2 separate regions of the Homo sapiens genome follow, and region 1 is linked to region 2. Evidence: read pairs that join two places in POLR2A ChIA-PET (ENCODE). Cell type or tissue: endothelial cell of umbilical vein. All regions are shown on one strand. Each heading gives the region's core, and the rest is flanking DNA. Links, peaks and the distances in the headings are about the cores only. Region 1 has its middle 23 kb from the start of RNU1-3. Region 2 overlaps DDI2 (DDI proteasomal shuttling factor 2).

Region 1 (5,372 bases), core at 257-5,256, 990 kb before region 2:
GGGTCTGTTGTGTGGCACCAAGGACCTCCGGGGTCGCCATCAGGGTTACGGCAGAAGTTCTCTTCCAGGCCATTCCGGAGCGTGGGCATGTACCTGAGGGCCCAGAGCATCACTATAGTGTGTGCTGGGGGAAGGTCCCAGGCCGGGACGGAGGGAAGGTGTTTGTCCCACTGGTGATCGTTCGGGAACTTGTGGCTCCAAGCCTGGCAGGACAGGCCACCCACGGTCGTGGCCATGGTGCCCCGGTACCCAACCCCATTGTTCATGATGCAGGTCCGTATGTAGTCTGGGAGCAAGAGACAGAAGATCAACTTGGGCTGAGGTCCCCTGTCTCCCACCCTGCCCCTCTCCACCCCCACTCGCCTTTCTCCTGGAAGAGGTCACAGCGCCCAGAATGCCGCAGCCTCGTGTGGGGTGAGTGTTGAGTCCATGGCAGCAGTTGGCAACCATGGCTGCTCACATTGTAGTGGAACGCCCTGGAGAGAAGAAGGCACAAGGTAACGCCACGGCCCAGGCTCCCCTGCCCCCAGTCTTATCTATGCCCAGTGGCCACTCACCGGCAGTCCATTAAGGGCCCACAGCGACCAGCACACTCTTCAGCATCTGCCACATCCTCCTGCCAAGGCCCGGGCACCACCGCTTGTAGCGGCGCTGTAGCTCTGTGCCCCGGAGCACCTAGAAGTCATTCAATGGCGAGCGCTGCCCTGCAGAGTGGGTGCAGGTCAGGTGGGCATACATGTCAGTAATGTGTATTGGCATGTCCACAGTTTGTTCATTCAGGGGATCAAAGCTACAAGGCTTCTGGGATGGACCCTGTATGCACTTTCAAGGGCCAGTCTAGCCCCCCTGCACAGATACTTGTCAAAAAATTTCCCCTGGGAAGCAGGCCCAGACTTGGTAGTTATCACCGGTGCCTCTGTGTAGTGGCCCAGGCACCGGGCTCAGATCTAACACACACGCTCTGTGAGAGCAGTGGGTGATGGAGCTTGCCCCATCTCATCTCTCAAATGAGAATGCTAAGGCTCAGAGCCATCACATTACCCAGCCAGGGGCCCTGGCTAGGCATTCAGACTCCAAAGCTGGGCTCTCACCTGCACAAAGGCATACGCTAGGTTAGAGGGGTAGATCAGGCTCAGGAGGGGTCACTGCCTGCTGTGTGCGTGCATCTGTGTGGTCCTAACACTGCTTCAGTGCTAGAGCAGACGTGCTAATAGAGGCCTAAGTGGGCCATGTCTATGTGTTCCTAGGGCTTCCCAGCTGTGCTCAAGAGGCCAAGGTCACTGCCCCATGCCCACTGAGCCTCTGGCTCCCTGACTTTTTTCTCATCCCAGAATAGGAGAATGGGGCCAAGCCCCTCCTGAAGGCAGATGGGGATCAAGGTTGGGGGCACTCACCAGGGACCCCTAAGCATTGAGTCAGAAGCAGCAGGAGTGGGAGCCACCCCATCCTTCTGGCTGGAGGCTGCACTGTGACCCACCACAGCCCCATCCGGGAAGTTGTGAAACCTGTCCCTACGGGATTGGGTGGCTCTGGCTCCGCACGTCAGCTCAGGGCCTGCTGGACCCTGACCTGAGACCTGGTGACAGGAGCCATGAGGGGCCAGGCCTCAGGTCCCACAGGTCAGTTGCAAGGGCCTAGCACAGCTAGCCCCCTGAGAGGCCTCCCTACTTAGTGGTCAGGTGTTAGGAAGGTTTGGTGGGGCCACTTGAGGTGCCCTGGGGTTGGGGTGAAACCCCTCTGCAGCCTAGTCAGCCCAAGGGCATTGTGAAAGTGACAGCTGCCAGAGGTCTGGGTTCCAGCCCCTGGCTGACATTAAACTTTTCTGAATTTCGGTTTTTCCCTGTAAATTGGGGAAAATTACTTGCCCCAGCTTCAACACTGCCTCCCCTCCACCCTTTTGCTGCTGCCTTATCAGGCCCCAGCTGTAGGCAGGTCAGCCCACGCCCGGCGGCAGAGCCCAGAGAGGCTCGCTCATCTCAGCCGCCAGAAGTGTCATCCCAGGGAAGGTGAGCGAAGCTGTCCACTAGGACTAAATAGGGGTGGAGGTAACAGGTAGCAGGGACTCTGGCAGGAACCGCCTTTCAGACGTTTTCAGGACCGTCTGAGCGGGGCCTCCAAGTATGGGTAGGAGACAGGCGGCCTAGGGATTCCGGTTAGCACGTCGCGTTCTGCCGCAGCAGGGCTGGGAGCATCCCCGGGGCAGGCGGAGGTCGGAGGTGGTGAGGCCTTTCGGCGAAGCTGAGGCCTGGAACAACCCGGTGGGAAGCCACGGAGGGGGTCCCCTAGCGGAGGCTGGGCGCGGGCCGGTGCGCGTGCGCGGCTGGAGGCTCAGCGCGCGAGCGTGCGCGTGATTTGGCCCTGAACGGACGCCGTAGCCGAGAGGTTGGGCGGATGTTGTGAACCGGGTCGCGGCGGCCGAGGCTCGGGGTGAGTGAGGGGCGGCAGGGCTCTGAGCCTGGCGGGTTCCGGCTATTCCCTTCGCGGTCCAGTTTAGTCCACTGCGAGGGCACCTGCAGCGCCGGGATCTGAGTGCGAAACTCCGAGCGGAAGCTGGTCTGGCAGGTCCTCTGGAGCTTGGGGCCAGGCGGGGGCGACTTGGGGGAGCCATCCTTGGGCTCCCAGACGGAGTAGGTTCAGTTCTGAGCCCGGATACCCCGGCGAGGTTGGACGGGATAGCCGTGACAGGGAGTCCCCGGGCGGGGACAAGGTCCGCCTCTCACCTGGGTCCTCAGCAACTGACACCCGGAGTGGGTGTCTGGAAGGTCTGCTCATCAAATGAATGACTGCATTTAATCAGATCTTCAACTACTGTGGTAGTGAAGGGGCACCGATCATGGAGGCCCACCGAGGGCCCGAGGTCGGGAAAATCACCTTCCCGAGGAGCAGGCGTGGTGCAGACCCACAGGGGTTTGTGGCGGGAGTAGAGGGTCTGTTTGGGGCGAGATAAGAGACTGAACGGCAGAGTAGGGAGTGCTGGCTAAGGCAGTGCTGCAGAGCGAAACTCTAGACCTGCGCTGTCTAATAGAACTTTATATGATGGTGGGAATGTTCTACCTTTGTGCTGTCCAATAGAGTAACCGTTAGCCACATGTGGTCATTGAACTCTTGAAATGTGGCTGAGGCAACTGAGAAATCGAATTGTTAATTTTTAAAACTTTAAATTTAAGTAACCTCACGTGGATGACGGCTGCTGTGTTGGACAGCACAGCTACACATCAGTGAGGCCAGCACCAGGGACTCAGTGCAGGTTTTGGAGCAGCTGCAGCAGCAACATGATGTGAGGGATAGATGCACTAGGAGGACCAATGGAGTTTGCCATGAGGGCTGGGCAAGGGTGGTGCTTGGATGAGGTGGGAGGCCACATGTGTGAGTGGGAACAGTGAAACTATCAGGACCATGGATAAAAGAAGGGAGGAACCCAGGGCTGAGGAAAGAGGCTCCAGCCTTGTGGGGAGTAAGTGGGACTTATGGCTAGAGATGACCAGACCAGTGGTGGTCTGCACTTGGGGGAATGTGTAGGATTGTCGCTTCTGGTTGTGAGCTGGACTCAGTATGGCTTACAACCGAGATGAATACAGGGGCTCTGCCCCTAGGACACCTCACTTTGGACATTTTGGTCTGATTTCCACAGAGCTGAGACATTTTGTTATGGTTTGGCAAAAATATATCTGGTACCTGCTCTCTGCCCAGCCCTGTGCTGGGCACAGGGACACTGGAGAACAAGAAGTGGTCCCTGTTACATGGGCCTAGACCCTGGCTACCCTGCCTGTGTAGGAAGCTGGGAGCCCCTGCATTCCCCTGTCCTATGTGTTAGTGTGCATGCCCCTGGCCTCACCTGCTCCCAAGACTTCCTGCCATGGCAGGACTGAGGTCAGGTGTGGGGGCCCCTGGCTGGCCCTGAGTAGACAGGCTCTGTGTCTGCCTCAGCCTCCAGGACCACTGGCTGCCCATGAGAGACGAAGGATGGCATCCAAGGGGGCCGGCGTGTCTTTCTCCCGCAAGAGCTGTAGGCTGACCTCAGATGCTGAGAAATCCAGGGTCACAGGTAAGGGCTGGCAGAGAAGGAAGGAGGCTCCTCTTGTTGGGAGGAGAAGGAAGGGACAAAGGCCTCAGGCCTTGCTGCACCTGTGGCTGGCCTAGGACCAGAAGTCTCTGGGGCCAGCAGGGGCCAGGAGCTGCACTCATCGTGTGGCCCTTTTCTCCCTTCTGACTTGTGGCTCAGGCATTGTGCAGGAGAAGCTGCTGAATGACTACCTGAACCGCATCTTTCCTCTTCTGACCATGCACCCCCAGCAGCCACCGGCAGGTATGGCTGGGTGGGCGGCCCCTCCTCACTCTGCTGGGCCAGAGCAGAATAAGGAGGCTGCAGTTGTAGGGAAAGGGAGCCTGGGCTCTGGACAGATAGGCTTAGGCTCTGTTCTCACTGTGCTCCTGGCTGCGAGATCTCTGGCCAGAGAGTCTGCCTTCCGTACGCTGCTTCTTCCTGTCTCCAGGCAGTGCTAGTTCCTTGTGAGAGTCAGGGAGCAGAGGTCAGGGAGCGGGTGCACATTCATGCCCAGCTAGCACCTGGCACCTACTCCACACCCAGCATCTGCCCCTGCATGTACCTGCCCTCACCTTGGCCCCAGCCTGGCCCCTTGTAGCTTCTGACTGACCTTGTAAAGAACAAACTCCTCCAGGGCCTTTTCTTTACAAGTTTAATACTTTTGAGTGTAGTCAGTGTAAAAGTTACAAGTACATTTTAGCAGAAACTTAGAGGGCCAGGCACAGTGGTTCACACCTGTAATCGCAGCACTTTGGGAGGCCAAGGTGGGTAGATTGCTTGAGTCCAGGAGTTCAAGACCAGCCTGAGCAACATGGCCAGACCCCATCTCTACAATAAAATACAGAAATTACCTGGGCATGGTGGTGTGCACCTGTAGTCCCAGCTGTTAGGGAGGCTGATGTGGGAGGATCACTTGAGCCTAGGAGGTTGAGGCTGCAGTGAGCTGGCCTCTGCATGCCACTGCACTCTAGCCTGGGTGACAGAGCAAGACCCTGTCTCTAAAAAAAGAAGGAAAAGCACCTGCTATCTTGTTATTTTAACATGACTATTCAAATGCGATTCTTTTCTGTTTTCTTTCTTTGTGTTACATTTTTAATTTTTAATTTTTGTGGGTATGTAGCAGGTATATGTATTTATAGGGTATATGAGATACTTTGACACAGGCATGCAATGCGTAATAATCACATCATGGTAAATGGGGTATCCATCCCCTCAAGCATTTATCTTTTGTGTTATAAACAATCTAGTTATACTCTTTTAGTTATTTTTAAATGTACAATTATTATTTACTACAGTCACTCTGTTCTGCTACCAGACAGGTCTTATT
Region 2 (5,372 bases), core at 50-5,049:
TCATTACATTTAAACAAGCTAAATAACTGAGACTTAGAAAAAAGTATTAGGTAGCATGATTTCAATATATACAGTGCTAATATGGCCTGATGACAATACTGTAATCTCACACCATAACACTGCATTTTCAGTAACGTTCAATTATGCTGGTCAGGCATGGTGTCTCGTTCCTATAATCCTGTCATTTTGAGAGGCTGAGGCGGGTGGATTGCTTGAGCCCAGGAGTTCAAGACCAGCCTGGGCAACATGGCAAAACCTCATCTTTACAAAAAATACAGAAATTAGCTGGACATGGTAGCAGGCACCTGTAGTCATAGCTAGTCAGGAAGGGGAGATGGGAGGATCAGTCTGGGTGACAGAGTAAGACCTTGTCTCAAAAAAAAATTTTTTTTTTAATTAAGTAAATAAAAATTTATACTTCTTTTTGTTGGTTCTTCTGTCTTCGGTGAAGTTAGGGCTGCTCACACACAGTAGCAATGATACTTTTCAAAATAAACCAGGCCTAAGAGGCATGGTGGCTCATGCCTGTAATACTTTGGGAGGCGGAGGCGAGAGGATCTGCTTGAGCCTGTGAGACTGAGACTGAGGCTGCAGTGAGCCATGGCTGCGCCACTGCACTCCAGCATGGGCAGCAGAGCAAGACTCTGTCTATATAAATAAAATAAAATAAAATAAATAAAATAAAATAAAACAGTCCTAAGAAAAGGAAAGAAATAGGGAAATACTGTTGGACTCAAAAGTTAACATCTGCTTACTGTCAAAATTTTCTTTAGGAAAATCACAAAAACAAAAACATCCAAAAAAAACTTCCTAAAAAAATTTAGGAAGCTTCTAAAATGTGTCTAAGCAAAATAACCCCAATCTATCTTAAACACAGCAATGGACTGAGCTGTTCTTAATCTGTTGAAATACTAAAAAACAGAATGTTTCTCTTTTTTATGAGATAGTGTCTCACTCTGTTGCCCAGGCTAGAGTGCAGTGGTGCCATCTTGACTCACTGCAACCTCCGCCTCCCAAGTTCAAGCAATTCTCCTGCCTCAGCCTCCCAAGTAACTGGGGTTACGGGGGGTGTGCCACTGCACCCTGCTAATTTTTTTTTAATTTTTATTATTATTTTTTTTTGAGATGGAGTCTCGCTCTCTTACCCAGGCTGGAGTGCAGTGGTGCGATCTCAGCTCACTGCAAGCTCCGCCCCCTGGGTTTATGTCATTCTCCTGCCTCAGCCTCCTGAGTAGCTGGGAATACAGGCGCCTACCACTACGCCCGGCTAATTTTTTGTATATTTAGTAGAGACGGGGTTTCACCGTGTTAGCCAGGATGGTCTCCATCTCCTGACCTCGTGATCCACCTGCCTCAGCCTCCCAAAGTGCTGGGATTACAGGCGTGAGCCACCGCGCCTGGCCAATTTTTATATTTTTAGTAGAGATGGGGTTTCACCATGACCAGGCTGGTCTCAAACTCCTGACCTCAGGTGATCCGCCCCCCCCCCCCCCCCTCCGGAGCCTCCCAAAGTGCTGGGATTAACAGGCGTGAGCCACCACGCCGGGCCAGAATACAGACTTTTTCATTATTGTATTAAGAGATGGGGTTTGGATATGGTAGCTCACACCTGTAATCCCAGCACTTCGGGAGGCCAAGGCAGGAGGACTGCTTGAGCCCAGGAGTTGGAGATAGGCCTGGACAACACAGCAAGACCCTATCTCTGCTAAAAATAAAAAATTAGCCAGGTGTAGTCCCAGCTACTCAGGAGGCTGAGGTGAGAGGACTGCTTGAGCCCAGGAAGTCAAGGGTGCAGTGAACTACAATCATGTCACACTGCACACTGCACTCCAACCTGGGTGACAGAGTGAGACAATGTCTCCAAAAAAAAAAAAAAAAAAAAAAAAGGAAGATCAAAGAAGGAGGTTAAGAAGACAAATAATGAACACATCTACTACTGGACCATGAGACTAATTAAAAACTGGAAAGGTTCCTACCCCTTCTGAAGCCCACACTTCCCGGGCTTACCCATCAATAACAAGTATTGAAGAGTTTGGCCATCCCAAATACCTGCATCCTCTGCTGATTTTTGAAGGGCTTCTGCTAATTCTTGGTCTGCAATCTCCTCTGGCCGTACATCCTCTCTTCCAGCCCCATATGCCAACCGGGCACACTCTGGTAGCTCTCCCTCAGGAAGAAAGGTGGTCTGGGAGCCTGTGGTGCCGATCACGAGTACATTTTTCTTCAGGTCGATGGAACACTTGGAAGAAAGAAACCAAAGAATAATAGCAGATAAAACACCATGCAGAAAAATTATGCTCCTTAATTTAAAACTCCAATCACAAATGGCCAGGCACGGTGACTCATGCCTGTAATCCCAGCACTTTGGGAGGCTGAGGAGGGCAGATCACCTGAGGTCAGGAGTTCCAGACCAGCCTGGCCAACACGGTGAAACCCCACCTCTACTAAAAATACAAAAATTAACCAGGCGTGGTGGCACATGCCCATAATCGCAGCTACTTGGGAGGCTGAGGCAGGAGAATCACTTGAACCTGCGAGGCAGAGGTTGCAGTGAGCCAAGATTGTGCCACGCAAGGCAATCTCCACAGTATTCTTTACTCCATGCTAATGCTAACTTCCTTTTTTGTGTATTTTATAACTACTTAATAGACAGTTGTGCACATATATGATTTACATCTATAAAGTTGGAGACTGCTGGTCTATACCATGACTAAAAAAATAAGGAAAGGCAGTGACAAGGTTTTATTGATACATACACTCATTCATTCATTCGTTCTATTTAGAATGCTGTGAGCCGGGCGTGGTGGCTCACGCCTGTAATCCCGGCACTTTGGGAGGCTGAGGCGGGCGGATCACGAGGTCAGGAGATCGAGACCATCCTGGCTAACAAGGTGAAACCCCGTCTCTACTACAAATACAAAAATTAGCCGGGCGTGGTGATGGGTGCCTGTAGTCCCAGCTACTCGGGAGGCTGAGGCAGGAGAATGGCGTGAACCCAGGAGGCGAAGCTTGCAGTTAGCCAAGATTGCACCACTGCACTCCAGCCTGGGCAACTGAGCGAGACGCTATCTCAAAATAAATAAATAAATAAATAAATAGAATGCTGTGTCTTATTATCAATATGATGCATCTACTTTTACAGAAATATTTTAAAATAGTGACATAAAAATATTGATTAGCTATATTTTCAATTGTTTTTAACTCAATTTTGTTTTTTGAGATGTGGTTTTGCTCTGTTACCCAGGCTGAAGTGTAGTGGCACAATCTTGACTCACTGCAGCCTGGTCTCAAGGGATCCTCTTGCCTCAGCCTCACGAGTAGCTAATGTACCACCACGCCTAGCTAATTTTTGTACTTTTTGTAGAGACAGGGTCTCACTAAGTTACCCAGACTGGTTTCAAACTCATTCTGGCCTCAAGCAATCCTCCCTCCTTGGCCTCCCAAAATGCTGGAATTACAGGCATGTACCACTGTACCTGGCAGGTTGACTGGATATAAAACCCTACTGTGAAAAATGTGAAGTACCCAGTGAGGTCTACAGCCATACCACCCTGAGCATGCCTAATCTCATCTAAATACCCAGTGGACTAACTGCTTCTTCAACGACGGCAGTATATCTCAAATTATTGTGCTTTAGAGTAGAAAGATAAATATCAACACAAATTAATATATTAATTATGCACCCTGTACTAAATAAACACTTTCACTCCCAACATATACCTTCCTTAACCTTGAAGGTCTTCTTCCCAAGTACTGTTTGATCAGCATCAGAGAATGCTAAAGACTTACTTGACTCACACTTTTTAGTCAGGTCATCAAAAAACTACTAATCAGGATCTAACCAGAATCTGAAAATTATACAAGGGAACCAAACTGTCCTTTACAATCTCAAAACATTTGGCAAGATTTAACAGATTCACAGAGAGATTTCACAAAAACAGATTCTATCTATATCGACACATCATTTCAACCTCTGTATAGCAACATAATTTAAGGACATTTCCAGGTTTGAAAAGTCGTTATTTCTTAGTTTTCCAGTATATGTAACCAATAAAAATAATGTGATAATGACCATATTACAAAAAGCAGATGCAAAAAAAATAAGTGAAGCTCTTAATTACCTGGTGCCGTTTAAGCATGTCCAGTCCCAGAAGCATGTCCATGGGCTGTTCCTCAAGTATAGAGAAGGAACATGGCAAAAAATCTCCTTCAATCTGAACCTGAGCTAAAAAGCACATGAAGAGAAAAGGTTATTGTTACGTACTTCAAAACAGAGACGGAGTTTCGCTCTTGTTGCCCAGGCTGGAGTGCAATGGCATAATCCTGGCTGATGGCAACCTCTGCCTCCCGGGTTTAAGTGATTCTCTTGCCTCAGCCTCCCAAGTAGCTGGGATTACAGGCATGTGCCACCACGCCTGGCTAATTTTGGTATTTTTAGTAGAGACGGGGTTTTGCCATGTCGGTCAGGCTGGTCTCAAACTCTTGGCCTCAGGTTATCTGCCCACCTTGGCCTCCCAAAGTGCTGGGATTACAGGTATGAGCCACCGTGTCCAGCTGAAAAGTTCTTTTCATTATTATTTTTTGAGACAGAGTCTTGCTCTGTTGCCCAGGCTGGAGTGCAGTGGCGTGATCTCGGCTCACTGCAACCTCTGCCTCCTGTGTTCTCTGATTCTCTGCCTAAACCTTCCAAGTAGATGGGATTACAAACACGCACCACCACGCCCAGCTAATTTTTACATTTTTAGTAGAGACAGGGTTTCACCATGTTAGCCAGGCTGGTCTTGAACTCCTGACCTCACGTGATCCACCCACCTTGGCCTCCCAACGTGCTGGGATTACAGGCGTGAGCCACTGCACCCAGCCAAAAACTTTTTGTAGAGATTGAGTCTCGCTATATTGACCAGGCTGGTCTTGAACTTCTGGCCTCAGGCAGTCATCCCTGCCTTGGCGTCCCAAAGTGCTGGGATTACAAGAGTGAGCCACCACACCCAGCAGATGACCTATTTTTAAAGAACTCCTTCCTTACACAAGATATTGTGTATTTTCTGCTAAAATCTTTAATTTTCCTTTCCACATCTAGGTTTTAGGGTTGTTTTTTTTTTTTTTTTTTGAGACAGGGTCTGCTACGTTGCCCAGGCTGGTCTCAAACTCCTAGGCTCAAGCAATCCTCCCTCCCCTGCATCTAGGTGTTTACTCTGAATTTGCTTTTGTGTGGTGTGGGTAGGGTCCGATTTCTAATTCATTTCTCCCCATGGATACCTCTTGTCCCAGCAACATTTCCTAACATTTCCCCATTGCTCTGTAAGACTTCCTCTCATTGATCAATGTTCATAGAATCATGGGTTTGTTTCTACTCATATCTTCTAGATAGT

The links. Peaks named below come from ENCODE experiments on the same cell type or tissue, not always from the same donor. Only the 100,000 strongest peaks of a DNase experiment are listed, where the experiment ranks them.
Region 1: POLR2A ChIA-PET joins it to region 2 with 5 read pairs; 2 of 35 experiments call an interaction of 5 or more read pairs at or near these places.

The regions. Positions count from the first base shown.
Region 1 is chr1:16,641,701-16,647,072 of GRCh38, reverse strand. It overlaps the pseudogene CROCCP2 and the pseudogene MST1P2. Among named protein-coding and RNA genes, the nearest start is that of RNU1-3, 23 kb to the left of the region's middle. RefSeq lists enhancers at 1-397, 1,109-1,898, 2,159-2,258, 2,349-2,468, 1,899-2,689. In endothelial cell of umbilical vein, for the core only: a CTCF peak has its summit at 2,285; DNase peaks (open chromatin) are centred at 2,352 and 3,063; H3K4me3 peaks cover 1,429 bases; H3K27ac peaks cover 935 bases.
Region 2 is chr1:15,648,573-15,653,944 of GRCh38, reverse strand. It overlaps DDI2 (DDI proteasomal shuttling factor 2), which reads right to left. Exons shown (of 10, transcript NM_032341.5): 7 at 4,122-4,225; 8 at 2,050-2,239. Among named protein-coding and RNA genes, the nearest start is that of RSC1A1, 8.5 kb to the left of the region's middle. In endothelial cell of umbilical vein, for the core only: no CTCF peak of the experiment used is centred there; no DNase peak of the experiment used is centred there.